2 separate regions of the Homo sapiens genome follow, and region 1 is linked to region 2. Evidence: read pairs that join two places in POLR2A ChIA-PET (ENCODE). Cell type or tissue: OCI-LY7. All regions are shown on one strand. Links, peaks and the distances in the headings refer to the core of each region. The heading gives the core; the rest is flanking DNA.

Evidence for each region. Peaks named below come from ENCODE experiments on the same cell type or tissue, not always from the same donor. Only the 100,000 strongest peaks of a DNase experiment are listed, where the experiment ranks them.
Region 1: POLR2A ChIA-PET joins it to region 2 with 10 read pairs; 3 of 35 experiments call an interaction of 5 or more read pairs at or near these places.

What each region holds. Positions count from the first base shown.
Region 1 is chr19:49,933,951-49,948,486 of GRCh38, forward strand. No RefSeq gene overlaps it. Among named protein-coding and RNA genes, the nearest start is that of MIR4751, 8.2 kb to the left of the region's middle. In OCI-LY7, for the core only: a CTCF peak has its summit at 6,457; no DNase peak of the experiment used is centred there.
Region 2 is chr19:50,039,675-50,055,086 of GRCh38, forward strand. It overlaps ZNF473 (zinc finger protein 473), which reads left to right. Exons shown (of 5, transcript NM_015428.4): 4 at 2,056-2,145; 5 at 4,996-9,102. The coding sequence ends at 7,385. ZNF473-AS1 (ZNF473 antisense RNA 1) reads right to left here and starts at 5,015. Exons shown (of 2, transcript XR_007067295.1): 1 at 4,958-5,015; 2 at 1,348-3,200. ZNF473CR (ZNF473 cis regulating lncRNA) reads left to right here and starts at 10,915. Exons shown (of 5, transcript NR_138096.1): 1 at 10,915-11,520. RefSeq lists enhancers at 10,961-11,170, 11,202-11,882. In OCI-LY7, for the core only: CTCF peaks have their summits at 7,392 (motif pointing right) and 7,603; a DNase peak (open chromatin) is centred at 7,387.

The DNA.
Region 1 (14,536 bases), core at 5,375-13,374, 100 kb before region 2:
TTTGAGAGAAGCAGCTGGGGAGAGGCGGCCTTGTAATCTCAGCACTTTGAGAGGCTGAGGCGGGCAGATCACCTGAGGTCAGGAGTTCAGGACCAGCCTGACCAACAAGGTGAAACCCCATCTCTACTGAAAATACAAAATTAGCTGGGTGTGGTGGCGTGTGCCTGTAATCCCGGCAACTTGGGAGGCTGAGGCAGGAGACTCGCTTGAGCCAAGGAGACGGAGGTTGCAGTGAGCCAAGATTGTTCTATTGCACTCCAGTCTGGGAAACAAGATTGAAACGCTATCTCAAAAAAAAAAAAAAAAAAAAAGGGGGGGGGAGGTGGGGAGGGCCGGGCGTGGTGACTCACGCCTGTAATCCCAGCACTTTGGGAGGCTGAGGTGGGCAGATCACGAGGTCAGGAGATTGAGACCATCCTGGCTAACACGGTGAAACCCTGTCTTTACTAAAAATATGAAAAATTAGCCGGGTGTGGTGGCGGGCGCCTGTGGTCCCAGCTACTCGGGAGGCTGAGGCAGGAGAATCACTTCAACCTAGGAGGCAGAGCTTGCAGTGAGCCTAGATTGCGCCACTGCACTCCAGCCTGGGCGACAGAGCAATACTCCATCTCAAAAAAAAAAGAAAAAGACAGTAATAAAGATAACAGGGTGGGTGCAGTGGCTCACGCCTGCAATCCCAGCACTTTGGGAGGCTTTGCCAGGTGAATTGCTTGAGCCCAGAAGGTGGAAATCAGCCTGGATAACATAATGAGACCTCATCTCTACAAAAAATAATTTTTAAGAAAATGGCTGGGTGCTGTGGCTTACGCTTGTAATCCCAGCACTTTGGGAGGCCAAGGTGGGTGGATCACCTGAGGTCAGGAGTTCGAGACCAGCCTGACTAACATGGTGAAACCCTGTTTCTACTAAAAATACAAAATTAGCCAGGCATGGTGGTGGGCGCCTGTAATCCCAGCTACTTGGGAGGCTCAGGCAGGAGAATCCCCTAAACCTGGGAGGCGGAGGTTGCAGTGAGCTGAGATCGCACCATTGCATTCCAGCCTCAGCAACAAGAGTGGAACTCCATCTCAAAAAAAAAAAAAGAAAAAAAATTAGTGGGTGAGGTGGTGTGCACCTGTAGTCCTACATACTTGGGAGGCTGAGGCAGGAGGATCGCTTGAGGCCAGAAGTTGGGGACCAGCCTTGGCAACATAGCAAGATGCTGTCTCTACAAAAAAAAAATTAGGTGGGGCCGGGCGCCTTGGCTCAACGTCTGTAATCCCAGCACTTTGGGAGGCCGAGGCGGGCGAATCATTTGAGGTCAGGAGTTCAAGACCAGCCTGGCCAGCATGGTGAAACCTCATCTACTAAAAATACAAAAAAAATTAGCCAGGCATGGTGGCGCATGCCTGTAGTCCCAGCTACCTGGGAGGCTGAGGCAGGAGAATGGCTTGAACCCAGGAGGCAGAGGTTGCAGTGAGCTGAGATCACACCATTACACTCCAGCCTGGGCAACAGAGCAAGGCTCTGTCTCAAAAAAAAAAAAAAAAGAAAAGAAAAAGAAAAGAAAGAAAATTAGCTGGGCGTGGTGGCATGAACCTGTAGTCTGTAGTTCCAGGTACTCAGGAGGCTGAGGCGGGGGGATTGCTTGAACCCAAAGGTTGAGGCTGCAGTGAGCCATGTTTGTGCCATTGCACTCCAGCCTGGGTGACAAAGCAAGAACCTGTTAAAAAAAAAAAAAAAAAGACTGGGCACAGTGGCTCATGCCTGTAATCCCAGCACTTTGGGAGGCTGAGGTGGGTGGATCACGAGGTCAAGCAATGGAGACCATCCTGGCCAACATGGTGAAACCCCGTCTCTATGAAAAATACAAAAATTAGCTGGGCATGGTGGTGCACACTTGTGGTCCCAGCTACTCAGGAGGCTGAGGCAGGAGAATTGCTTGAACTCAGGAGGCAGAGGTTGCATTGAGCCGAGATCGTGCCACTGCACTCCAGCCTGGGCAACAGAGCAAGACTGTCTCAAAAAATAATAATAAATAAATACATAAATAAAAGAAAAAAGAAAAAAAAAGTTCTCCACCCAGCAGCAAAGCATCTTTCTTTGCAACAGTGCGGAATTTTACCGGAGCCTTGCGTGTGTGGACAACAGCGACAGTGAAGAAATCCCCCCACTTTTCCGGCCCAGGTGTAGTGGCTGACCCCTGTAATCCCTACACTTTGGGAGGCCAAAGTGGGAGGATCGTTTGAGCCCAGGAGCTTGAGAACAACCTGGGCAACATAGCACGACCCTGTCTCTACAAAAAGTTAAAAAAAACTAACAACAAAAAAGAAATCCTCCCGCTTTTTTGCATTCCAGGAGATGGCTTACTGAGAAGAACCACCCTTCCGTATATGACTTAGATAAGACTTGAGGATGAACCCCTTGTCTAAGACAAGGGCAGACATAGACCCTCCAAATTCCCATTTCGTTGTCTCGTACATGATTAACTGAACTGTTTTGTCCCCAGTGATCAATTGAAACAAAATGCTTGTTTAACCTAACTTACTCTCCTCACTGCCAGGCCTCTGAATTTCAGTCCATCCACAGCCTCAGCCAGAATACAGCCCCTCCTTAAGCACCTCTCCTGAGAAGAATAAAACATTCCCTGGTCGATTGTCCTGTACAATAGCCCTTGCATCTTATTTTCCCACAGCTGGTTCTTTCTAACCTTGTTTACTCCTCCCCATAAAAGAAAAAGTCTTTGGCTGTGCACATGGCCTGCGCCTGTGGTGCCAGCACTTTGGGAGGCTGAGGAGGATCCCTTGAGTTCTGGAATTCCAGAGCAGCCTGGGCAACATAGCAAGACCCCATCTCTACAAAAAAATTACAAATTAGCCGTGCATGATGGCACGACAGTGAGCTGAGATTGCACCACTGCACTGCAGCCTGGCGACAGAGTGAGATTCTGTCTCAAAAAAAAAAAAAAAGGAAAAAAACCTGCCCAATTCTTGTCTCACTTGCAAATCTTTTGCTTCTCCCTATTGCAATGTCCTCACCTTTATAGCAATAGTCCCTTTCCCACCTTAAAAAAATCCTTTCAAATAAAGTTTCTTTCCTCAAGGCTGCAGTGAGCCATGATTGCGTCTGGGTGACATAGCCAGACTGAGTCTCTAAATAAAGTCTCCTCACCAAGTATGATTTTTTTAATTGAGGTGAAATTCATATAATAGAAAACCATTTTACAGGGAACATTTCATAGAACAGTGGCATTTAGTACATTCGCGGTTCTGTGCAACTACTGCCTCTCTTTCCTAATCACTTCTATCACTCCAAAAGAAAACCTCATCCCCGTTAAGCAGTTACTTCCCACTTCTGCCTTCTGATGTGTTTTGTATTTGTATTCATTGAATGCTTGCAATTCCATGAAGTGGGGAAATGAGTATAAGTCTGTTTTTTTTTTTTTCAGACAGAGTCTTACTCTGTGGCCCAGGCTGGAGTGTAGTGGCGCGATCTTGGCTCACTGCAACCTCTGTCTCCCGAGTTCAAGCGATTCTCCGGCCTCAGCCTCCTGAGTAGCTGGGACCACAGGTGCACACCACCAAGTCCAGATAATTTTTGTATTTTTAGTAGAGACGGGGTTTCACCATGTTGGCCAGGCTGGTCTCGACTCCTGACCTCACGTGATCCGCCCACCTCAGCCTTCCAAACTGCTGGGACTATAGGTGTGACCCACCGCGCCGGGCGCGAAATGATTTCTTACTGTGAGTCATGGTCAGAAAAGTTTGAAAGCCACTGGTAGGCTCCCCCCAGCTTGACATACTGATTTTCAGACAATAGCCGGTTTGCAGACCCCACGCTTCCAAAACCAATCATTTCTGGCCTCTGGGCGGAGTTTGTCTTAGCAGGAGTCTGCCGCCAGGTGGCGCGCGTACCCCGCCGGGAGTGGGTTTTGCTCCATCCCAGACTCAGACCGTCCAAGCCGGTGATTTCCTTCTGGTCGGTTTACGGGGACTAGAAGCCCTGACTTCGAATACAGTTCACAAAGCAGACCCCTGCAGGGGGTTTTAGGCGGCTAAGAAGGGAATTGGCTCTCCTAAGACTCTCTTTCTCCAGAGAGCTCATTAAATGCCTCCCGCGCCAGAAGGGGTCCCCGCCCCCGGAGCTCGCATCCCAGTGGGGAGGACACACACAAACCCCATTCGCGATCCCGTCAGTGCAGGGAGGCTCCGGCCTGGGGCCGAAGAGCCGAGTCTCTCTGGTGCCTGACAGCACGGGATAGAGCCCCGCCCGGCCACCTGCTGGCTGTGTGACCTTGGGAATAGTGCTTGGCCTCGCTGTGCCTTGGTTCCCTCCACTATAAAATGGCAGTGATAACAGCAGCCACTTCATAGGGTTCCGGGCATTGCGTAAGTTAATACATGCAAAGCGCTCAGAAGGGATGGTGCATGTTTGTCGAACCCGTTGTTAAAAATTCCCATTTTAGGCTGGGCGCAGTCACTCACACCTGTAATCCCAGCACTTCGGGAGGCCGAGGCGGGCGGATCACCTAAGGTCAGGAGTTCGAGACCAGCCTGGCCAACATGGTGAAACCCCGTCTCTACTAAAAATACAAAAATTAGCCAGGCGTGGTGGCATGCGCCTGTAATCCCAGCTATTCAGGAGGCTGAGGCAGGAGAATCGCTTGAACCCGGGAGGCGGAGGTTGCAGTGAGATGAGATCACACCACTGCACTCCAGCCTGGGTGACAGAGTGAGACCCTGTCTCAAAAAAAATTTCTTATTTTACAGAAGAGAAAACCAAGGACAAGAACAGGGTAGTGAATCACCAAGCCCACATTTTTTTTTTTTTTTTCTGCAGGAAGATCTCCAAGTTGAGTCCAGTGGTCTGACTCCCAGCCCAGATGGCCTTCCCTCGGCCTTGTGCTTGCTTGCTTGGGGTGGAAGTGGAGCCAGCTCCCTTGGGATAGCTGCTCAAGCCCCGAGTGAAATCCTCCCGCAGAGGACATTGGCCCCCTGTTGGCATCAGTGCTGGGACTCGAATGAAACTCTGTTTCTGCCTGGGTCAGGAGAATAGCTAGATTAAATAAATAAGTCACTGTAATGTCACAGGGTGAACCCCCAAATTGGGATTCAGCCTGGGAGGCCACATGAGTTGTTGGCTTCGTGCAGAAAAGAATTCAAGAGTGAGCCAGCAGAGTAAAGTGAAAGCAAGTGAAGGAGGCCGGGCGCGGTGGCTCACGCCTGTAATCCCAGCACTTTGGGAGGCCAAGGTGGGAGGATCACTTGAGTCCAGGATTTCGAGACCATCTTGGGCAACATGGCGAAACCCTGTCTCTACAAACAATACAAAAATTAGCTGGGTGTGGTGGTGTATGCCTGTAATCCCAGCTACTTGGGAGGCTGAAGTAGGAGAATCACTTGAACCCAGGGGGCAGAGGTTGCAGTGAACCAAGATTGTGCCATTGCATGCTAGCCTGGGTGACAGAGCAAGACTCTGTCTTAACAAAAATAAAAAATAAAAAAAAAATTAAGGCTGGGCGCAGTGGCTCACGCCTGTAATCCCAGCACTTTGGGAGGCTGAGGTGGGCGGATCACGAGGTCAGGAGATTGAGACCATCCTTGCTAACATGGTGAAACTGTGTCTCTACTAAAATTAAAAAAAAAAAAAAGTTAGCTGGGTGTGGGGGCAGGCGCCTGTACTCCTAGCTACTCGAGAGGCGGAGGCAGGAGAATGGTGTGAACCTGGGAGGCGGAGCTTGCAGTGGGCCGAGATTGCACCACTGCACTCCAGCCTGGGCCAGAGTGAGACTCTGTCTCAAAAAAAAAAAAAAAAAAATATAGGCTAAAATAAACAAAGGACTGCCACCACGGCCACGGCCACTACCGACACCTCACCAGGGGCCAAAGCATGTATTTCCCAGAGCCTGAGAGCTGCATGCCTGGGGCTGCTGCCATTGACAGCAGTCCTGCCCCTGCACCAGCAGCAGTGCCATGCACATTTGTACATGCCCTGAGGACAGGATCTCCTTGCCGACAACTGCCACTACCACTAACACCCAAGCATGCCACATAGCAGCCAAGGGATTGCCTCAGCCTGTTCACCACCTGCACCCACGTGCACCACCACAGGGCCTGAGGACGGGCCCACCCAGTCAGGCACTGCTCCCCACAATGCCCAAGCATGCTGCCTAGGGCCCTGGCATTGCCCTGCCCATCTGCCACCACTGGTATCTATATACTCCTCCTGGGGGTCTGAGGATGGGTCTACCCAGCCTGCTGCCACCATCACCACTGGCACACACTGACATGCATCACCCACCTAGCCCATCTCAGCCACTGGTAACACCAGTGTTTGCTGCCTGGGAAGTTAAGGATTGTCCCACCATTGCCACTGCCACCATCATGCCATGCATGCAGCCCAGGGACCCAAGGACCCACTCATCATCCTTGCTGACTGCTGCCCCTGCTGGCACCAAAGTGAGCCACGTGGAGGTTCATGAATTGGCCCATCTGGACCTGTTAACACCAGTACTTGTGTATACCCCCAAAGGCCAAAGGATAGGTATGCTCAGCCTGCCTCTGTCACCACTGGAGGCCAAGGATTGACCCACCTGGCATCCCATCCCCAGCAAAGTCTCAATACAGCCTCCAGTGACAACCACATCCTAAGCCACTGAGGAAGTCAGACACTACTAATGCTGTTTGTAGCTGAAAAAATCATAGAGACTACATGACTGCACGCTAGAATCAAAGCTGAAGAGCATTACCCAGTGAACACCACAGATACGATGTCTTCATGAAAAAGTCTTCCGTTATGAAAGCCAATCCAAAAAATGGGAAGAAGTGACTGTTACACCAGACGCGCAAAAATCAATGTAGGGACATAAGAGACTTGAAAAAGCAAGAAAATATGAAACCTCCAAAGGAGTGTGATAATGCTCACACAACAAATTCCAATGAAAAGAAATTTATAAAGTGCCAGTGTGGGCGGCAAGCCACCCAGGTGCCGAGGCAAGAGACCGAGGGCACGAGCTGTTCCAGTATAGTAAAATATATAAAACAACAAGAGTTATACTAGATCTAGATCACAGACATGATTACATATGAATATCATTAATCATTAGTTTGTAGCAATTACTCCTTATTCCAATATTATAATAATCCTCGCTCTACAATCATAACCTAGGAAAAACCAGGCCATACAGAGATAGGAGCTGAGGGGACATAGTGTGAAGTGACCAGAAGACAAGAGTGCGAGCCTTCTGTTATGCCCGGACAGGGCCATTAGAGGCCTCCTTGGTCTAGCGGTAACGCCAGCGTCTGGGAACACGCCTGTTGCTAAGCGGACAGTGGTCTAGTGGTAGCCTCAGTGTCAAGGAAAACCACCCGCTACTTAGCGGACCAGGAAAGGGAGTCTCTCTTTCCCCGGGGGAGTTTAGAGAAGACTCTACTCCTCCACCTCTTGTGGAGGGCCTGACATCAGTCAGGCTCGCCTGCAGTTATCCGGAGGCCTAACCATCTCCCTGTGATGCTGTGCTTCAGCTCCTAGTCCACCTTCATGTTCCATCCTGTACACCTGGCTCTGCCTTCTAGATAGCAATAGCAAAATTAGTGAAAGTACTAAAAGTCTGATATGCAGAAATAATGGCATAAGCTGTCTCTCTCTCTTTCTCCTCTCTCTCTCTGCCTTGGCTGCCAGGCAGGGAAGGGCCCCCTGTCCAGTGGACACGTGACCCATGTGACCTTACCTATCACTGGAGATGACTCACACTCTTTACCCTGCCCCTTTTGCTTTGTATCCAATAAATAACAGCACAGCCAGACATTCGGGGCCACTACGGGTCTCCACGTCTTGGTGGTAGTGGTCCCCCGGGCCCAGCTGTCTTTTTTTTAATCTTTGTCTTGTGTCTTTATTTCTACAATCTCTTGTCTCCGCACACGGGGAGAAAAACCCACTGACCCTGTGGGGCTAGTCCCTACAGCCAGAAAAAGGATTCAAAATATTGCTATTAAAGAATTTCAGTGAGGTCTGGGCATGGTGGCTCATGCCTGTAATCCCAGCACTTTGGGAGGCCGAGGCGGGTGGATCATCTAAAGTCAGGAGTTCAACACCAGCCTGGTTAACATAGCGAAACCCTGTCTCTACTAAAAATACAAAACTTAGCCGGGCATAGTGGTGGGCGCCAGTAATCCCAGCTACTTAGGAAGCTGAGGCAGGGGAATCACTTGAACCCAGGAGGCGGAGGTTGCAGTAAGCCGAGATTGTGCCACTGCTCTCCAGCCTGAGTAACAGAGTGAGACTCTGTCTCAAAAAACAAACAAACAGCCTGGGCGTGGCGACTCATGCCTGTAATCCCAGCACTTTGGGAGGCCGAGGTGGGCGGATCACGAGGTCAGGAGGTCGAGACCATCCTGGCTAAAAATACAAAAAAATTAGCTGGGCGTGCTGGCGGGCACCTGTAGTCCCAGCTACTCAGGAGGCTGAGGCAGGAGAATGGCATGAACCCGGGAGGCGGAGCTTGCAGTGAGCCAAGATCGTGCCACTGCACTCCAGCCTGGGTGATGGAGCAAGACTGTCTCAAAAAACAAAACAAAACAAAAAAAAACCCAAAACCGAAAAACTTTCAAGTCTCTAGGCATAGAAGGAACATATCTCAACACAATAAAGGCCATCTATGACAAACTCACAACGAACGTTATACTGAATGGGGAAAAGCTGAAAACCTTTTCTCAAAGAACTAGAATAAGACAAGGAAGTCTACCTCTACCACTCCTATTAAACATAGTACCAGAAGCCCTAGCCAGAACAATCAGACAAGATAATGAAACAAAAGGTATCCAAATTGGAAAACAGGAAGTCAAATAGTCCTTATTTGCAGATTGCATGATCTTATACTTAGAAAAACTTCATCAGAAAACTTTTAGGTCTGATAAACCAATTGTGGCAGGATACAAAATCAACATACAAAAATCAGTAGCAAACCTATACACCAATAATGAACTGGCTGAAAAAGAAATCAAGAAAGCAATCCCATTTACAATAGCTACAAAAAAAAAAAAAAGAAAAAGAAGAAGAAACTTAGGAATAAATTTAACTAAGGAAATGAAAGACTTTGACAAGAAAAACTACAAAACACTGATGAAAGAAGCTGAAGATGCAAACGAATGGAAAGGCATCTTGTACTCATGGATTGGAAGAATATTGTTAAGATAACATTACTACCCAGAGCAACCTATGGATTGAATGCAATCCCTAGCAAGAAACCAATGACAATTTAGGAAAAGCAATCCTAAAATTCGTATGGAACCAAAAAAGCTTGAATAACCAGAGCAATCCTGGGCAAAAAGAACAAAGCTGGAGGCACCACACTACTTGACTTCAGAATGTATTATAAAGCTATAATAACCACAACAGCATGGTGTTGCTATAAAAACAGACACATAGACCAGGGGAACAGAACAGAGAACCCAGAAATAAACCCACATATTTACAGCCAACTGATTTTCAACGAAGGTGCCAAGAACTTACATTGGGAAAAAGACATCCTCTTCAATAGATGGTGCTGAGAAAACTGGGTATCCATATGCAGAAGAATGAAATTAGACCCCCATCTCTCACCATATACAAAAACCGACTCAAAATGGAATAGAAACTTAAGCGTGAGACCTGAAAGTATAAAACTACTAAAATGAAACATAGGAAAAATTATCCAAGACATTGGTCTAGGCAAAGATTTTATGGTTAAGACTTCAAAAGAACAGGCAACAAAAACAAAAATAGACAGATGGGACTACATTAAACCAAAAGCTTCTTCGCAGAAAAGGAAACAGCCAATGGAATGAACAGACAGTATGTTGAATGGGAGACAATACTTGCAAATTATTCATCTGACCAAGGACTAATATCCAGAATATACAAGGAATGCAAACAACTCAACAGCAAAAGAACAACCACATTAAAAAGCAGGCAAAGGACATGAATAGATATTTCTAAAAATAAAACATAATGGTCGGGCATGGTGGTTCATGCCTGTAATCCCAGCACTTTGGGAGGCCGAGGCAGGCGGATCACCTGAGGTCAGGAGTTCGAGACCAGCCTGGCCAACATGGTGAAACCCTGTCTCTACTAAAAATATATATTAAAAAATTAGCTGGGCATGGTGGTGCATGCCTGTAGTCCTAGCTACCCAGGGGGTCAAGGCAGGAGACTCGCTTGAACCTGGGAGGTGGAGGTTGCAGTGTGCCGAGATCACACCATTGCACTCCAGCCTGGGTGACAGAGTGAGACTCCATCTTAAACAAACAAAAAAAGAAGACATACAAATGGCCAACAGGAATATGAAAAAATATTCTAATCCCTAATCATCGGAGAAATGCAAATAAAAACCACAGTGAGATATCATCCTACCCTGGTTAGAATGGCTATTATAAAAAAGACAAAAAATAACATGCCTGGAAAGATTCCATCCCAGAAAAGTGAACTCTTCTTTTTTTTTTTTTTTTTTGAGACAGAGTTCACTCTTGTTGCCCAGGCTGGAGTGCAATGGCACCATCTTGGCTCACCGCAACCTTCGCCTCCCGGGTTCAAGCGCTTCTCCTGCCTCAGCCTCCTGAGTAGCTGGGATTACAGGCATGCGCCACCACGCCCGGCTAATTTTGTATTTTCAGTAGAGACAGGGTTTCTCCATATTGGTCAGGCTGGTCTCAAACTCCTGACCTCAGGTGATCTGCCTGCCTCAGCCTCCCAAAGGGCTGGGATTACAGGCGTGAGCCACCGCGACCAGCCAGAAAAGGGAACTCTTCTACACTGTTGGTGGAAATGCAAATTAGTGTAGTCATTATGAGAAGAGTATGGCGATTTCTTCAAAAACTAAACCTAGAACTACCATATGAGTCAGCAATCCCACTACTGGGTATGTATCCAAAAGAAAGGAAGTCAATATATCAAAAGGATACCTGCACCTCCATGTAGATTACACCACTATTCATAACAGTAAAGATACGGAATCAACCTAAATGTCTATCAATTTATCTATTTCTTTTATAAGAAAATCCTCTCAGGCTGGGTGCGGTGGCTCATGCCTGTAATCCCAGCACTTTGGGAGGCCCAGGCGGGTGGATCACGAGGTCAGGAGATTGAGACCATCCTGGCTAACATGGTGAAACCCCGTCTCTACTAAAGATATAAAAAATTAGCCGGGCGTGGTGGCGGGCGCCTGTAGTCCCAGCTACTAGGGAGGCTGAGGCAGGAGAATGGCGTGAACCCGGGAGGCGGAGCTTGCAGTGAGCCGAGATCGCACCACTGCACTCCAGCCTGGGCGACAGAGCGAGACTCTGTCTCAAAAAAAAAAAAAAAAAATCTTTATCCTCATTGTTTCCACATTGAGTAGGCTGAGGAGGAAGAGGAAGAGGAGAGACTCATTTTGCTGTCTCAGGGGTGGCAGAAGAGGAAGAAAATCTGTGTATAACCCAGTGTAAACTTGTGCTGTTCAAAGGTCAGCTGTACACACACATAGACACACAAAACATGCATAATACAGTTGAATACTACTCAGCCATAAGATAAAGAAATCCTGCCATTTGCAACAACAGAGTTAACTCTAAATCAGACGTAGACAAATACCGTGCTATCTCACGGATGCGTGGAATCCACAGAAGTCAAACTGTCACTAGAGAGTTGTCCAGGTTCTTGGCGTGTTGAACAAAGAATTGAACAAAATGCACAAATCAAGTAACAAAAGAAAATGCAAGGAGGGAAAAACCAGCAGAAGAATGGAGTAACAAAAGCACAGATTTTTTTTAAGTTCTGGGGTACATGTGCAGGACGTGCAGCTTTGTTACATAGGTAAACGTGTGCCATGGTGGTTTGCTGCACCTATCAACCCATCACCTAGGTATTAAGCCCAGCATGCATTAGCTGTTTTTCCTAATCCCGTCCCTCCCCCGGCCCCTTGACAGGCCCCAGTGTGGGTTTTTCCCCTTCCTGTGTCCATGTGTTCTCATTGTTCAGCTCCTACTTATAAGTGAGAACATGTGGTGTTTGGCTTTCTGTTCCTGTGTTAGTTTGCTGAGGATAATGGCTTCCGGCTCCATCCATGTCCCTGCAAAGGACATGATCATCCTTTTTTCTGGCTGCATAGTATTCCATGGTGTATATGCACCATTTTCTTTTTCTTTTTCTTTTTTTTTTTTTTTTTTTTGAGACAGAGTCTTACTCTGTTGCCCAGGCTGGAGTGCAGTGGCGTAATCTTGGCCCACTGCAACGTCTGCCTTCCGGGTTCAAGTGATTCTCCTGCCTCAGCCTCCCGAGTAGCTGGGACTACAGGCACCCGCCACCACACCCTGCTTTTTTGTATTTTTAGTAGAGACGGGGTCTCACCATGTTGGCCAGGATAATCTCCATCTCTTGACCTCGTGATCCACCTGCCTCGGCCTCCCAAAGTTCTGGGATTACAGGCGTGAGCCACTGCACCCAGCCCACCACATTTTCTTTATCCAGTCTATCATTGATGGGCATTTGGGTTGATTCCAGGTCTTTGCTATTGTGAATAGAAAAGCACAGATTTATTGAAGACAATTCAGAGTGGGAGCGGGATCGAGCCAGCAGCTCAAGAGCCTCCCCAATTAAGGTTTGTAATAAGCTAGAAGGAACCCGGCAACACCCCTAGACGCCCTTCAGAGGCTTCCAATTGGTTAGATGCTATGAAGGATTGGCTCAGGACCAATCAGTGGCCGTAGTGGAGACCCGGCCCGCAGTCAATCAGAGGCTGATGTGGCTTGTTATCACCAGGGAAGACGTGACCTGTAAGCCACACCTGCTGCTCTCCTGCCTGTAGGAACTGGCTGCACCTGCTGAACCCCTGTTCCTCTAATCCCCTATTCTCCTGCCACAAAACTCATGGAAACAAAGTAGAATTAGAACCGTGGTTGCTGGGGGCTAGGAGGGGAGAAAAACAGACAGATGTCGGTCAAAGGGTAGAAACTTGCATTTACAAGATGGGGTCAGCCCGGCATGGTGGCTCACACCTGTAATCTTAGCACTTTTGGAGGCTGAGGCGGGAGGACTGCTTGAGGCCAGGACTTTGAGACCAGCCTGGGCAACATAGTGAGATCTCGTTTCTTTCTTTTCTTTTCTTTTTTTGAGACAGAGTTTTGCTTTTGGCGTCCAGGCTGGAGTGCAATGGCGCGATCTCAGCTCACTGCAGCCTCGGCCCCCCGGGTTTAAGTATTTCTCCTGCCTCAGCCTCCCTAGTAGCTGGGATTATAGGCACCCACTACCAGGCCCTGCTAATTTTTGTATTTTTAGTAGTGATGGCATGATTACAGGCGTGAGGCACCGCACCCTGCCGTGAGATCCCGTTTCTACAAAATAAATAAATAAATAAATAATTACCTGGGTGTGATGGCATGTGCCTGTGGTTCTAGCTACTTAGGAGGCTTTAGTGGGAGGATCACTTGAGCCCAGGAGATTGAGGCTGCAGTGAGCTGCAGTGAGCTGCAGTGCCACTGCACTCCAGCCTGGGTAGCAGAGCAAGACCCTGTCTCAACAACCAACCAACCAACAATCAGTTCTGGGAGTCTACTGTACAGCATGGTGACTACAGTTAACAATACTGTATCGCATACTTGAAATTTGTTAACAGAGTACATCTTAAGTGTTTCTGCCACACACACACCCAAAGAGAACTGTGGAGGTGGCTGGGCATGGTGGCTCATGCCTGTAATCCCAGCACTTTGAGAGGCCGAAAGGGGCAGATCACCTGAGGTCAGGAGTTCGAGATTAGCCTGGCCAACATGGTGAAATCCTGACTCTACTAGAAATACAAAAATTAGCCAGGCATGCTGGCACGCGACTGTAATCCCAGCTACTCGAGAGGCTGAGGCAGGAGAATCGCTTGAAACCCGGGAGGTGGAGGTTGCAGTGAGCTGAGATCGTGCCATTGCACTCCAGCCTGGGTGACGGAGCGAGACTTGGTCTTAAAAAAAAAAAAAAAAAAGGAGAGAGACCTATGAAGGTGATGGAACAGGTAGTGCTCATTTCAGAATGTATACAAATATCAAAACATCATGATGTTCATGGTAAATATACTCAATTTTTATCTTTCAGTTATGCCTCAAAAATCTGGAAAAAGAAAAAAAAAACCCTTTAGAGTGGAGGAGAAGGAAGCAAGTGGGGCACAGGGAGAAACGAGCTGAGACACAGACCAACCCCAGCGTCAGCTGAGACTTCAGAGACTTCTGAGGCTGGAACTGCCCTGCAGAGGCCACCATCAGGGTCAGGATGGTCAGAACTTTATACCTAGTGGGCTCCCCTAAGAAAAAGTGTGACTCAGGCGAGGGACTCGCTGCACACACGCCTCTGTGGGATACTTTATTTATTTATTTTTGAGATAGAGCCTCACTCTGTTGCCCAGGCTGGAGTGCAGTGGTGCAATCTCGGCTCACTGCAACCTCTGCCTCTTGGGTTCAAGCGATTCTCCTGCCTCAGCCTCCTGAGTAGCTCAGATTACAGGTGCGCACCACCATGCCCAGCTAATTTTCTTGTATTTTTAGTAGAGATGGGGTTTCACCATGTT
Region 2 (15,412 bases), core at 2,779-10,778:
TCTTCAAGCTGATACTTCAAAGTCTTCCAGTTGCCCTCCCCTCTGCCTAAGCGGCTCTCAGGGCTTACATTTTTAAAGTTTAACCTGGGACCCTGTTAGAACTCCATACCTCCTCTCCTACTCATCTTGTCTGTCGCTCCCTCACGTTCTAACTACCATTGTATCATTCAGAGCGGGAGCTGTGTGAGGACAGGGCGTGTCCCCAGTGTTTGGAACGAACAGTACCTGCTCTAGGGCCCAGCAGACAGCTCTAAACTAATGAATGATTGAGTAGCAGCTCTTAGGACTTGCTTGTTCAATCCTCCAGTCACCCCATGAAGAAGCTGGGTTGTCCCTCTTTTGCCGATTGGTCTGAAACTGAGGTTAAAAGAGTGGCAGTCACCTTCCCAGCTGTGTCAGTGTCCCCAGGAGCACCCACAGATTCAGTGATTGGCTAGGATTCCCAGGACTCATCCTGTAGTCAGACTCATGGCTATGACTTACTACAGTGAAAAGATTCAGAGCACAGTCAGCAAAGGGAGGAGGTACATGGGGCAAAGTCCAAGGAAGCCAGGCACAAGCTTCCAGAATTCTCTCAGGGGAGTCACATGGGACATGCTTAATTCCCCCAGCAATACTGTAGAATGTGATATCGCGTGTGAAATGCTGTCCACCAGGGAAGCTCATCAGAGACTCAGTGCCAGGGTTTTTACTGGGGGCTGGTCATGTGGGCTCCTCTGCCTGGCACATTCCAAAATTCCAGCCCCCCAGAAGGAAAGCAGGTGTAAGCCACCGTGTTTGCACAGTTTAGGTCCAGGGAGCGTGTCTCTTCAGTTCTGGAGACACGGGGTACCCCCCTGAAATCCAGCCTTGCCAGCAGGCTTTTCCCAGGAGAGCAGCCAGCCTGCTGTGTCGCCCTCTTCTGCACACCAGTGTCACACAGTGAGACAGCAGCAGGGCCCAGACTCCAGCTAAGGTCTGTGCAGCTCCAAGGCCATATCACCCCAGCTCCCCATCAGTGTCACCTGATTAACTCATTTTCCCTCTCTGTTGCCTCAGTTCTTTCTTTTTGAAGAACCAGAAAAATAATTTACTCCAAAAGATGAAAGAAGTAAAAGATAACACACGGTGGAAACTATCATTTGATAGAATCTCATCACATTGGGGCAGACTTTCTCCAGACTGGCCAGTGTGTGCTAAGAAGCATCTCGTGGGAGGTCCTACCTCAGTGTCTTTTTGAATTTTTAAACTACAGCCCACAGTAAGAAGTGTGTTTACCTCGACTGCCCCTTCACCCATTTGTGTGAATGTATGAGTAGTGTATCCGTTTCCTATTGCTGCTGTTACACATACCACAAACACAGTGGCTTCCACCAGCACACTTTTATTATGTTACAGTCCTGGAGGCCAGGAGTTCCAAATGCATGTGGCTGGGCTGGAGGCGAGGTGTTGGCAGGGCCACCATGTTCCTTCTGGAGGCTCCAGCACGTAGATAGTCCTTCCTGGCCCGTTGCCAGCTTCTGGAGGTCACCTGTATTGCTTGACTCATGGCTTCTCAGTCTTCAAAGACAGCAGTGGCGTTTTCTCCGCTGTGGCCTGTATCCCTCCTGGATGGTGACTCTGTTCCCTTCCTTGGGGAAGCTTGTGGAGGGTATGGCTCAGGACTGCTTGGGCTCTGGGACCCTGACATTTTCTGTCCCTGGCCCATGGAGGCCTCAGGCAATGTGTGGCCCATGGGTCAGTGAATAAATCATGAATGGCTAAGGAAGTACGTGCCTCTCCACCTGGCAGATCCTGCCCATTAAAGAGCTGTCACAAGTCCTTTGTATCCCCAGCCCCAGCTGTCACAGCTTTGATCACCCTGGATTGTGATTGTTTGGCTCCCTCTCCATCACTGGACTGGGAACCCTACAGGACAGGCATCCCCAGAGTCGCCCAGTGCAGCACCTCGTCCACACACAGGAGCCACGTGCAGGATAAAGCATAGAAAAGTCAGGAGAGCCAGGAGGTTCTCACTGAGTGTCTGGATGGTCCTCCATGTCCTGGTTGGGTGACAATGCTTTTCTCTCCCTGCAGACCCCCCAAGACCCAACCTGACCTCCCACCCAGATGGCAGTGAAGATCTGGAGCCTCTGGCAGGAGGAAGCCCAGAAGCAACAAGCCCTGGTGAGTGGATGGAGAGGGGCCCCTTGTGTACCTTCTGTCTTCCAGACCTCCATCCTGAGGCTGCAGCCAGCTTTCCCACAGGTCTACCGAGACATTACAACGCTCAGCTTCAGGACTTCACTCTGCTTCTCGCTGGCTTCCATCCCCTTGTCCTGGGAGCTGGGGGGATCAGGACATTTTTATAGACCCTCACTCTGGGGTCTCTCTACCTTGCCCTTCAGCACAGGGTTATCCTGGTGCCTCTCCACAGCTCCTCCTCTTTCCTTCCAGACTCAACAAGGGTACGCCCTCCACTCTCTCAGTTGGTCTCTCTACTTTCCTGCCTTGTGCTCCCTGAGTGTGTTGACCCTCATTCTACTTCTTTTACCTCCTTTCCTTCAGGCCCATTTTTCCTTCCTATCCCTGGGGCATAGCAGATGGCCACATCAGGGAGTAACTTAAGCCCAGGCCTGAATGCTGCCAAGAGCATCTGCCCTGCCATCTCCCAAGCCGGGGTTCCTCCAGGTGGATCAGGTTAGGTGGTGAGGATTCCTGGGGTATTACCCATGGTAGAGACGTCCCCAGCATGAGAAGCAGGGCCCTGAACCAGAGACCACAGGAATCTCAGGCTGTACCCCATCCAGTCAGTCTGCAGCTCCCTTCTTGGCTCACCACGCTCAGGCTCGTGTACATGAGGCCTCTGCAGCCTCCTCTTCAGCACATCAGTGTTCCTCATAGGTGACTAACTCATGCACAGGCTCTCACAACTTCTGCTTTCTGTTTCTGTCACCTCAGCATATTGGCTGTTTCCAAACATAGGTAGCCATGCCTTTACTAACAAATATACCTCCATATCCTCTAGTAGTGACACTTGAGTTGCATAGTTACCACATAAGCGTCTTTCCCCTTTAACAGCATGCCGCTCTTGGAAGCAGGGCTTAGCTGATTCACCCTGTATTCCCAGCTCCTGACATCATGCTTGGCATATAAGGGGTGCCTATTACATGTCTGTTGGTGCATTTGAGGCCGAGGGAACAACATGAGCACAAGTGTGGTGAGGAGAGTGAGCTGGATATCTGTGGGAGAGATGAGCAGAGGCAAAGGTGACAATTCAGAACAAGATGTGGTTTCAGAAGGCTTTCATTTGCAAGTTTTAATTCCAGGCAGAGAGACTTTAAGCAGTCTCATAGATACTCAGATGGTGAGCCAAGAACTGCACAAGGGACAGGCTGGAAAAGGTATGATGATGGAGGAGAGGAGAGATGGGGAGACTGGAGGCATACAGCAGAGCAGTGACATTCATGTTTTGTGAAGGATCCCAGAGAGCATACAGCTTGGTAGTTAAGAATATGGGGGCCAGGCGTGGTGGCTCATACCTGTAATCCCAGCACTTTGGGAGGGCGAGGCAGGCCGGTCACTTGAGGTCAGGAGTTCGAGACCAGCCTGGCCAACATGCTGAAACTCTGTCTCTACTAAAAATACAAAAATTAGCTGGGCGTGGTGGAGGGCACCTGCAGTCCCAGCTACTCGGGAGGCTGAGGCAGGAGAATCACTTGAACCCAGGAGGCAGAGGTTGCGTTGAGCTGAGATCGTGCAGCACTTCAGCCTGGGCAACAGGGCAAGACTCAGTCTCCAAAAAAAAAAAAAAAAATATATATATATATATATATATATATAGTCAGAGGGGTTCAAATCCTCAGTCTTCTGCTCACTTACCTGTAAGAAAGCAGAAACGTGCCTACCTTACAGGAGGTTGTCGAGTGTAACAGAGTGCCTGAGGCACTCCTGCCTGTGAACAAGCATACCATGAATGGGAATTACTCTGTCCTGTGAATCTTTCTCGTGGCCGCCTCTGTGGCAGTGGATGGATGAGCAGTGGAAGGTCCCCATTAAAGAACTTACCTTCTGGTAAGGGTCAGGGGTCAGACCCTTTCATAACCTGTTATGGTAGAGGATGGTCAGTGCTCAGCTGGTTTTCAGAGAATACAGGGCAGGGGACTTAAAGCAGAATGGGGATGGGGTTGTCAGGGAAGCCTTTCAGAGAAGGGTGATAAGCTGGGTATTAAAAGACTTAGAGGAGTTAGTCCAGGAAGTGCCATCCAGCATGAGGGACCATTAAAGGCACAGAGGAGAAAGTCTGGTGGATTTAGGGAACCGCAAGAGTTCTATGAGGTCAGCACAAAGAACACTGGGCTAATACACTCATTTCTTTTCTCCAGGCAGGAAGCCATGGAAGGGTTTAATCAGAGGAGTGATATAGTCAGATCCATTAACTACAAAGCCCTTTAGGGCTAGTGTGGAAGACTAGAGAGAGAGAGAGACAGACAAACAGGAGACCAATGAGCAGCCTGGGGTCAGATGCTGAGTCAGTGATAAAGAGAGGAGAGGAAGGGAGTTGAGACATTTCGATAGAGACCAAATGAAAATAGTGCCAAGTTGAGGGAGGTAGGGAGGAGGTTGACTCCCAGGATTCTAGCATGGAGAACTGGATGGATGGTGGTGTGGGGAGAGCGGGGTGTTGTCTGGGATAGAGGATGCAGGATATGAGGAGGAAGATTTTGGTGACAGTACAGGATAGAGTGGAGAGTAGAAGCAGGTGAGTCCAGGCGATTTTTTAGGGAACTTGGTCAGTCACTTAGGTGTGAAGGTAATGGTAGAATCTCCCTCCTCGTTGAACCCTATGGTTTCCCAACTCCCTTCTTGACCCTCCTGGGAATGGGCTCTGTCTGTTTTCTGTGATGCCAGTTCCACATGGGTCACCCCTTTGGGTCCCTTGATGGATAGGCTGGACTCAAGATCTATCACCCCTACTTGCTCTTGTCTGTGTTCTCACCCTTAGTGAACAGGAGACATTTGCACTTGCTCTTTCAGATGTGACTGAGACCAAGAACTCTCCTCTGATGGAGGATTTCTTCGAAGAAGGATTCTCCCAGGAGATTATAGAGATGTTATCCAAGGATGGCTTCTGGAACTCCAATTTCGGAGAAGCCTGTATAGAGGACACCTGGTTAGATAGTTTGCTAGGCGATCCAGAAAGTCTTCTGAGGTCTGATATTGCCACCAACGGGGAAAGTCCCACGGAATGCAAGAGTCATGAATTAAAGAGAGGACTCAGTCCTGTGTCCACCGTTTCCACGGGAGAAGATTCCATGGTGCATAATGTTTCTGAAAAGACCCTCACACCAGCTAAGTCTAAGGAATATAGGGGTGAGTTTTTCTCCTACTCCGACCACAGCCAGCAGGATTCTGTTCAGGAAGGGGAGAAACCATATCAATGTAGTGAATGTGGGAAAAGCTTCAGTGGGAGTTACCGTCTTACCCAGCACTGGATCACTCATACTAGGGAGAAACCCACTGTCCATCAAGAGTGTGAGCAAGGTTTTGACCGGAATGCTTCCCTTTCTGTGTATCCGAAAACTCACACGGGCTACAAATTCTATGTGTGTAATGAATATGGGACAACTTTTAGTCAGAGTACATACCTGTGGCATCAGAAAACTCACACTGGAGAAAAACCATGTAAGAGTCAAGATAGTGACCACCCACCCAGTCATGACACACAGCCTGGTGAGCATCAGAAAACTCACACAGATAGTAAGTCCTACAACTGTAACGAATGCGGCAAGGCTTTTACCCGGATCTTCCACCTTACTCGGCACCAGAAGATCCACACTCGGAAACGCTATGAGTGTTCCAAGTGCCAGGCGACCTTCAACTTGAGAAAACACCTCATCCAACATCAGAAAACTCACGCTGCAAAAACTACCTCTGAGTGTCAGGAGTGTGGGAAGATTTTTAGGCACAGTTCGCTGCTCATTGAACACCAGGCTCTTCATGCTGGAGAGGAGCCTTATAAGTGTAACGAACGTGGGAAATCCTTCAGGCATAACTCTACCCTAAAGATCCATCAGAGGGTTCACAGTGGAGAGAAGCCTTACAAATGCAGTGAGTGTGGGAAGGCCTTCCACCGGCACACTCACCTTAATGAACATCGGCGAATTCATACAGGCTACAGACCCCACAAATGTCAGGAATGCGTCAGGAGTTTCAGCCGGCCCTCACATCTGATGCGACATCAGGCCATTCACACCGCAGAAAAGCCCTATAGCTGTGCTGAATGCAAGGAGACTTTCAGCGATAACAATCGCCTTGTGCAACACCAGAAAATGCACACTGTCAAAACCCCATATGAATGTCAGGAGTGCGGAGAACGCTTCATTTGCGGCTCAACCCTGAAGTGCCACGAGAGTGTTCACGCCAGAGAAAAACAAGGATTTTTTGTGAGTGGGAAGATCTTGGATCAGAACCCAGAACAGAAAGAGAAGTGCTTTAAGTGTAACAAATGTGAGAAAACCTTTAGCTGCAGCAAATACCTAACTCAGCACGAGAGGATTCACACCAGGGGAGTGAAGCCCTTTGAATGTGACCAGTGTGGGAAAGCCTTTGGCCAAAGTACTCGGCTCATTCACCATCAAAGAATCCACTCTAGAGTGAGGCTGTATAAATGGGGTGAGCAAGGGAAAGCCATCAGCAGTGCCTCCCTTATCAAACTTCAGTCCTTCCACACAAAGGAGCACCCTTTTAAATGTAACGAATGCGGAAAGACCTTCAGCCACAGTGCACACCTCTCAAAACATCAGTTAATTCACGCTGGAGAGAATCCCTTTAAATGTAGTAAGTGTGACAGAGTCTTCACCCAGAGAAACTACCTTGTTCAGCATGAGCGAACTCATGCCAGAAAGAAGCCGTTGGTGTGTAACGAATGCGGGAAAACGTTCCGTCAGAGCTCATGCCTTTCTAAGCATCAGAGAATTCACTCAGGTGAGAAGCCCTATGTATGTGATTACTGCGGGAAGGCCTTCGGCCTGAGTGCTGAGCTTGTCCGCCACCAGAGAATTCACACTGGAGAAAAGCCTTATGTTTGTCAGGAATGCGGGAAAGCCTTCACCCAGAGCTCATGCCTTTCTATTCACCGGAGAGTTCACACTGGGGAGAAGCCCTACAGATGTGGTGAATGTGGGAAAGCCTTTGCCCAGAAAGCAAATCTAACACAGCACCAGAGAATTCACACAGGGGAGAAGCCTTACTCCTGTAATGTGTGTGGCAAAGCTTTTGTCCTCAGTGCCCATCTCAACCAGCACCTGAGAGTTCACACCCAGGAGACACTTTATCAGTGTCAACGTTGCCAGAAAGCCTTTCGGTGCCACTCGAGCCTCAGCCGCCATCAGCGTGTACACAACAAGCAGCAATACTGCCTGTAGCCATTGGGTGGCAGCAGAGTCCCAGAATATGAGACCGTTACTCGGATGTTGAAAGTTGGAAACTATCCCATTGCAAGTTTCTCTCCAAATAAATGCATCTAAAGATTGATTAGAAAGTTTGTGCGCATGTTTTTCATTATAACAATGAAAACACAAAAGTGGAGAAGCTGTACAACGTCAGGATTCAGAGGTAGGCTCTGGAGCCAGTCTACCTTGAGTTAAATCCCACCTCTGCCATCTACTACCTAAGTGACCTTGGGAAGGTCAGAAAAATCTCTCAGGGCCTCGGTGTCCTTATCTGTAAAATGGGCATCACCTACCTCAGAGGGCTTTTCTGAGGATTAAATAAATAAATGTGAAGCACTTAGAACTGATGGCCAGCACATGAGGGCTCACCAAGTGTAAGCCACAAATACACATCAGCTATAGCACAAATATACTTGTGTTACAAGAAAGGAATTAGTAATCTGTGTTTACTGTAGTTAATGTTCTTACAATGTATCGCTTTTAATTTAAGTTTTCCTTTTTTACAGTTTTTCTCCAGCACTTTACTCTTCTTAAGTGCCTGGCCTTTTTTGTCCCTTTATCTCTCCTGGTTTTTTTCTTAAGCCCCAGAAAGCCAAAAAGAACATGTAAACTCTTCACCTCAACTAGCTACAACCTTCCACTCCTAACCTCCCAAGCTTCTCACTTAAAGAGGACTCCCTATCCCACAAACACATGCTCCCTCTTCCTATGACCTTCCTCCATTTAACAGTGTTGGTTATGCAATAAGACACCCAATTTTTCATGGGAGTTGACACCAAAACACAGCTGGATTCCATCAGGAAAGCTGCATTGATCAGGGTGTTAACCGCATATGAAACAACCCATATGGAAGACATACTTAGGGGTCAAACCTGTGGTGTGTGGAAGTGACCACTGGGATGTCATCATTCACCATTTATCCAGGATGGCCGCTCACCAGGCAATTTGCTAGGCTCGGGGGCGGGTAGTATCCATACACTATGCACTACTGCTCTGAAGCTTCTGGAATCAGAAATGAACCCATTTTCATCGACGATTGCTGTTAGTTGACAAGTGACATCTTGAAAATGCCACATTCCCTCATGTCACAGGAAGTTCTGGGATCACCAAGGATTGTTGGAGAGTCCAGTGAGATGGAACCACACAACCAGTTCCCTACCAGTGTCTTGTCAGCTCTGGGTGTTTGTTCCCTGCCACTAAGTGGCTCAGTCACACCTTTGCTGAAACACAGTAGTCTTATGAAAAGCACTGGACACATACTTTGAATACCTTTCATATTTTAGGTGCTGAAAATGGTGAGGGAGTGAGTGCTCTGCACCCTTGGGCTTTTCAACTCTTGCACCTGGAGTTCTGCTGGTTAAGTTTGTTAAACTTAGTTGAAACTGGGAACCTGTTGGCTAACCATTGGGGCCTTACACTGTTTTTCAAATGGTTGCAACATTTAACTTCTCGCACATGGTTCCCGTCCTCTGGAGCTCTGTCTTGTCGGGGAGATGGGCATGTTGTATACCAAAAGAGTGTACAAAGTGTTGCAGGGCTGTGACACAATAGGGACTCTATGGAAAACTGGCAGCCATTGGGTGTGGGGGCAGTCTGTAAATCAGTCACCTGTGTTGCTGCAGGCCAAGGTAGAAACGCCCTCCGTGTGTGCATATTTGTTGGTTCTCTGATTAAAGTTTTGAGTCTAAAAGCATTGGTTCCTTCTCTCAGCCTGCTGCCATGCAGCCACGCATCAGTCCCTGCCTGCCAGGCCTCACGTCTTTGCTGGGGAGGGCTTCTGGTGGCGATCAGTAAGAGGGAGCAGCTCAGTTTTCCCACTGTCTGGGCGGGGCATGCGCCACTGAGGAGGCACACAAGTTCAGCTGGTCCTCAGATGCATCATCAAACAACACTTTTCAGTCTGTGTGTGGGCCTAAGTAACCAAGGAGAGAGCACAGGCAGCCTGCAGTTCACTCTTCACAGACATGTCAGGCCCCAGGCTTGGGGAGTGTTTCTAATTAGCATCCAGTAATACATATAACTTTGTTTATACTTTAATTTTTGTCCCCACCTTTTTCCTTTAGTGACAAGTGACAAGAGATACTAGTTCCTGCTCATGGTAGTAATAGAAAGTTTTTTTTTTTTATAAACTGAGCTGATAGGGCCGAGTGTGGTGGTTCATGCCTGTAATCCCAGCACTTTGGGAGGCCTAGGTGGGAAGATGACTTGAGCCCAGGAGTTCGAGACCAGCCTCAACAACGTGATGAAACCCTGTCTCTACGAAAGAAATATGCAAATTAGCTGGGTAGTGGCCACTGATCACTTAAAAATGATTAAAATGGCAAATTTTATGTATATTTTTACAATTTAAAAACATTTAAAGTTTAAATTTAGATAAAAGTTTAAGTTTAGATAAATTTAAAACATTTTAAAGTTTGTGTGGTAGGCTGGGTGTGGTGGCTCATGCCTGTAATCCCAGCACTTTGGGAGGCTGAGGTGGGTGGATTGCTTGAGCTCAGGAGTTTGAGACCAGCCTGGGCAGCATGGTGAAATCCTGTGTCTACAAAGAATACAAACAGCCGGGTGTGGTGGTACACGCCTGCAGTCAAGCTACTAGGGAGGCTGAAGTGGGAGAATCGTGAGCCTGGGAGGTTGAGGCTACAGTAGGCTGTGATCATGCCACTGCACTCCAGCTTGGGCGACAGAACAAGACCCTGTCTCTGAATAAAGGAAAAAGATGTGATTGGAAAAAGAAATGAGCTACAGGAGCCTAAACCAAGCAAGGCTAAGATGGCAAAACCCAACACCTCTGAGGCTGATGCAAAGACAAGCTCAAACGAGGTCAAGGTATAAAGCAGCAGCAAAGTCTTCTCTAGGGCCAAGGTCTCCCCCAACATTTCAGAGATGGGGACCCCTTGTCGGAACTGATACCCCAGCTAAATTCCAGCTTGACTTCTGGAAGGGCTGGAGACTAAGGTCAGTCAGGGTGATCAGCCCTGTCAACATAACCAACCCCATAACCCTGGGTACCACGGCGTGGGTGAGCTTCTCTGGCAACACTTTGTGTGCGGTCACACATCATTGCTGAGTGCGTTAAATGCTTTCCATATGACTTTACTGGCAGAGGACACCTGGAAGCTCACGCTTGGTCTCTCCTAGACTCCATCCTATGCACCTTTTCCCATTGCTGGTTTTAATCTCTATTCTTTAGCTGTAGTAAATGCAATCAAGTATAACAGCTTTGCTGAGTTTTGTGAGCCCTTCTAATGAATTACTGAACTTAAGGGTCCACTGCCCTCTCTGAGCCTCAGTTTCTTCAGTGGACTCAAGAATGATACTCAGTGTAAGGATTCTCAAAACGAGCATCAGCAGGTTCCGCCCACGCCGGCCTCCTGGGTTCAGTTCTCTAATAACCACCTCCCTTCCCCGCCTACTCCAGCCAATCCTTGTGCTGACTCGGCTCCTGGCCACGCCCTAACCCCACCCCCGCTGCCTCTAAACCCGTCCCCACCCCTGCAGCCTCACAGGCTGCCGTCAGATTCTCAAGCCCCTATTCCTCTCGGTGGCCTAAATCCCCAACTGCTCGGGGCCACTTTTCAGGCCAAAATGGGCCCAAAATGGGGAGGGCAAGTGATGAATGTCACTAGACAGTGGGGCCCTCAAGGACCTGGCAAATGGGGGCTTGGACCTCGGATCGGCCTCCCACGCGAAGCTTGCTCCCCACCAGCATCCCCACGTTGGTGGCGACGCTGCCCCGGCCCCACGGATACTTCCGCGCCTGTCAGACTCCCTGATGAACTACCCTTCCCAGAGTACCGCGGGAGCTCGGGCTCCTGAGGGCGACGGTCCTCTGATGGCAGATGCGGGAGAAACTCTGGCGTCAGGCGGCCCTCGCGTGGAGCACACGAAGTCGTGGCTTATTCTGGCTTCAGTATGTGGGGTGGAGAAGGCGATCCACGCAGCTGCGTCTATTTCCTGTGGATCAATCGCAAAATACGTTCTGTAAGCCCCGCCCCCACTGCGTGCGGGCGGCTTTTGTCTCCACGGCAACCGTCAACTCTGGAAACGCCTGTCTTTCTCCATGGCAACTGTCTACGCCGCAGGCTGGAGCTGCCCATTACCGGAGCCCGTAAGCAGTATGGGTGCTGGACAAACAGCGTGATCGGGTCGTAAAACTTGGTGGAAAACGAATATTAGAGCACAAGGAAGGAAAAACCGGGCTGGGTGGGACTGAAATAGTTGATGTGAGGGAAGATTTCTCAAAGGGAGACTATTTTTTTATTGTTTGTTTGTTTTTTACTTTTATTTTTTCAAGACGGGGTCTCGCTCTGTTGCCCAGGCTGGAGCACAGTGGCACGATCTCGGCTCACTGCAACCTCCGCCTTCCGGGTTCAAGCGATTCTCCTGCCTCAGCCTCCCGAGTGGCTGGGATTACAGGCGCCCGCCACCATGCCTGGATAATCTTTTGTATTTTTAGTAGTGTGAAAAATGGGAAAGTTATTCTTCAAAGATTATAAAAAGTCACAATTTCTTAGTATAAGATTGCTATCCACTATTATATATTCCAAATCAGCTGTCCTAGCTTGCTCCGGCATGCCTGGACAGAACTAGACAAGCCCCAGGACATAGTGCATAGTTAAGGAAGCATCCTTAACTATCCCCTGGGCAACTTCCTTTTCTTTGTTCTGTTCCCCTTACCCAGTTAAAAAAGTTTTAAACTAATAGCCAATCGGGTAAAGTGTAAAATGTGAGGTCCTATTCCAGCCAATGGAAACTGGACACAGCAGTAGGGTAGACACATCAGGTTATAATAACTCTGTCTCCTTAGTTTGGCGGGGTCTCGTGGCTGGACAGCTATTGAGTAGCACCCTTTCTGCAGGAAGTAAAGCTCACCTTGCTGAGAGATCATTTGTTCCCGCATTAATTCTTTTTTTTTTTTTTTTTTTTTTGCGACACCAAAAACCTCGTTCCCAACAGTAGGGGTTTCACCATGCTGCCCAAGGCTGGTCGCCAACTCCTGACCTCAGGTGATCCACCTGCCTCCCCCTCAAGTGCTGGGATTATAGGCATGAGCCACTGCTCCTGTCCCATGAGGCGGCCTTTGAAAAAGGCTTTGAGGGATGAGCAGGAGGTCGCCAGGAAGAGAAGGGAAAATATACTATATCTATAGATCTGGCCAAAATTAAAAGTCTCAACGAGGGTGTGAGGAAACTGCCGTTCTCCTACCCTGCTGGTAGGGAGAGGAATGTCTTCAGCCTTTGAGGAAGTAAATCAGTCAGTCAGTTGGTGATGTTTGCTGAGAACCTTACTGTATACTGGGCAGACGCTAGGGATACAGCGGGGAAAGACAGAGGGCAGGCAGTAACCATGAGACATGATTGGAAATTATAAGTGCTGTGAAGTAGGCTGGGTGTGGTGGCTCACACCTGCAATCCCAGCACTTTGGGAGGCCAAGGCGAGTGGATCACTTAAGGCCAGGAGTTCGAGACCAGCCTGGGAAACATGGTGAAACCCCGTCTCTACTAAAAAGACAAAATTAGCCAGGCGTGGTGGCGGGCGCCTGTAATCCCAGTTACTCAGGAGGCTGAGGCAGGGGAATCACTTGAACCTGGAAGGCAGAGGTTGTAGTGAGCCGAGATCACACCACCGCACTCCAGCCTGGGCCACAGAATGAGACTCTGTCTCAAAAAAAAAAAAAAAAAAAAAGTGCTGTGAAGTAAACAGGCAGGGGCTGAGATGGGAATGAAGGAGGGACTGTGGGATCAAGAAACATAATTCTTTGAGAACATAATGTGAAATAATATAAATAATATCAACCTCAAGAGAAATGTAGAGGAATACTATGAATTGCAGCTGGAATCTGCCCTAAATGTACATTTCTTCTTCCTGGTGTTTGTGACAATTTGAGTTGGGGTTTTCTTTTAGTCACAGCTGAAGGCATCCTGATGTGCTAGCATAAACAAGATGAGTGTCTTGCTTTTGATGCTTTTAGCTACTCAAGCCAGTAAATTATCATTCTTGTTTGAACTGTGTGAGAGGTGGTCAAGTTCAACATTTGAAGGGAGAGTTGAGAGATACTGAGTGGGAGAGAGGGATAGGAAAAACATGCCTTCTTTCTGTTTAGGTTTCTAAGGTGATAGGAGATAAGCCTGGAGCTGCTCGTGGTCACCTTGCCACCATGGGGGGAGAACCTGCCAGAAAATGAAACTAACCAAAAAGGAAGCTGAGCTAAGAGGAGTGACCAGATTACTGACATGTCTCTTAAACACCTGGATCCATCTGTTCCTGAAGGCAAAACTGTTCAATTACATAGGCTAATAAATTCCCTTTCTTCCTTAAACAAACAGAATACTCTTGGCTGGAAATGAATCTCTATCTTATACCAGAAATTATTTAAAAATCCAGATGGATCAACAGCCGGGCACGGTGGCTCACGCCTGTAATCCCAGCACTTTGGGAGGTCGAGGCAGGCAGATCACGAGGTCAGGAGATTGAGACCATCCTGGCTAACACGGTGAAACCCCATCTCTACTAAAAATACAAAAAATTAGCCGGGCGTGGTGGCAGGCACCTGTAGTCCCAGCTACTTGGGGGGCTGAGGCAGGAGAATGGCGTGAACCCAGGAGGTGGAGCTTGCAGTGAGCCGAGATTGCGCCACTGCACTCCAGCCTGGGTGACAGAGCGAGACTCCGTCTCAAAAAAAAAAAAAAATCCTGATGGATCAAAGTTTTAATTGTGAAAAAAATCGTAAAAGTACTAGAATAAAATATAGCAGAACTTTTTTTTCATAATCTTCGGGGTGAAGAAGGCCTTTGTTAGCATGATAGTAGATCCAAAAACTATAAAGGAAAATACAGATAGATTAAAATACCTAAAAATTTAAAAACTCTGTATAACAAACATAAACAAAATTGAAGAGAAACTGGGAGAAAATATTAGTCACTTATATACCAAAGTGTTAATATGCGTAATATATAAGGACTTGCCGTTATAAATCAATACAAAAAGGCTTCTCAATTAAAAATGGGCAAAATACATAAATAGGCAATTCACAGAATAGAAAACATCAATAAATACATAAAAAGATAATCTCACAACCAAGAGGACATTTTTACCTATCAGATTAAAATTGCTTTAAAAAATGACTAACACCAAGTATTTGGGAAGGAAGTAAAGAACAGAGAAATAGGCACTCATATACACTTCCAGGAGTTGTGCAAATTGTTTCACCCCTTTTGGAGGACTATTTAGAAATAACTATGAAAAATTTAAATGTAGGTGTTCTGTGATCCCACAAGTATACTTGTAGGAATTCATTTTGTACATATGTCAAATAATAAATATCCAATGATGGAAAAGAAAATGAAAGCAACTTAAATATCCATTAACAGGGATTGGTTAAACAAATTAAAGAAACCCTAGCATGAAATATTACACAGCTGTGAAAAATGAAGATACCTATGCATGTATATATTTTTGTGTAATATGTACAATATGTATATATTTTGCATTATCATGGGAAAGTATCCACATTATATCAAGTGAGAAAAGTAACTTCTTAAAATTATGTTTGCATGTGGTTATGCCATATATACCATACATATGTGAATATATATACATATAAAGTCAGTTTCATAAAAACAGAAAGGGAGATTTCTTATTTATAGAAAAAGTATGAAATCTTTGGAATGAAGTTTTTTTTTTGAGATGGATTTTGCTCTCGTTGCCCAGGCTGGAGTGCAATGGCACAATCTCAGCTCACTGCAACCTCTGTCTCCCAGCTTCAAGCGATTCTCCTACCTCAGCCTCCCAAGTAGCTGAGATTACAGGTATGTGCCACCACACCCAGCTAATTTTTTATTTTTATTTTTAGTAGAGACAGAGTTTTACCATGTTAATCAGGCTGGTCTCGAACTCCTGACCTCAGGTGATCCACATGCCTCGGCCTCCCAAAGTGCTGGGATTACAGGCATGAGCCACCACACTCGGCCTGGAACAAAGATTTACAGGGCACTAAAGAT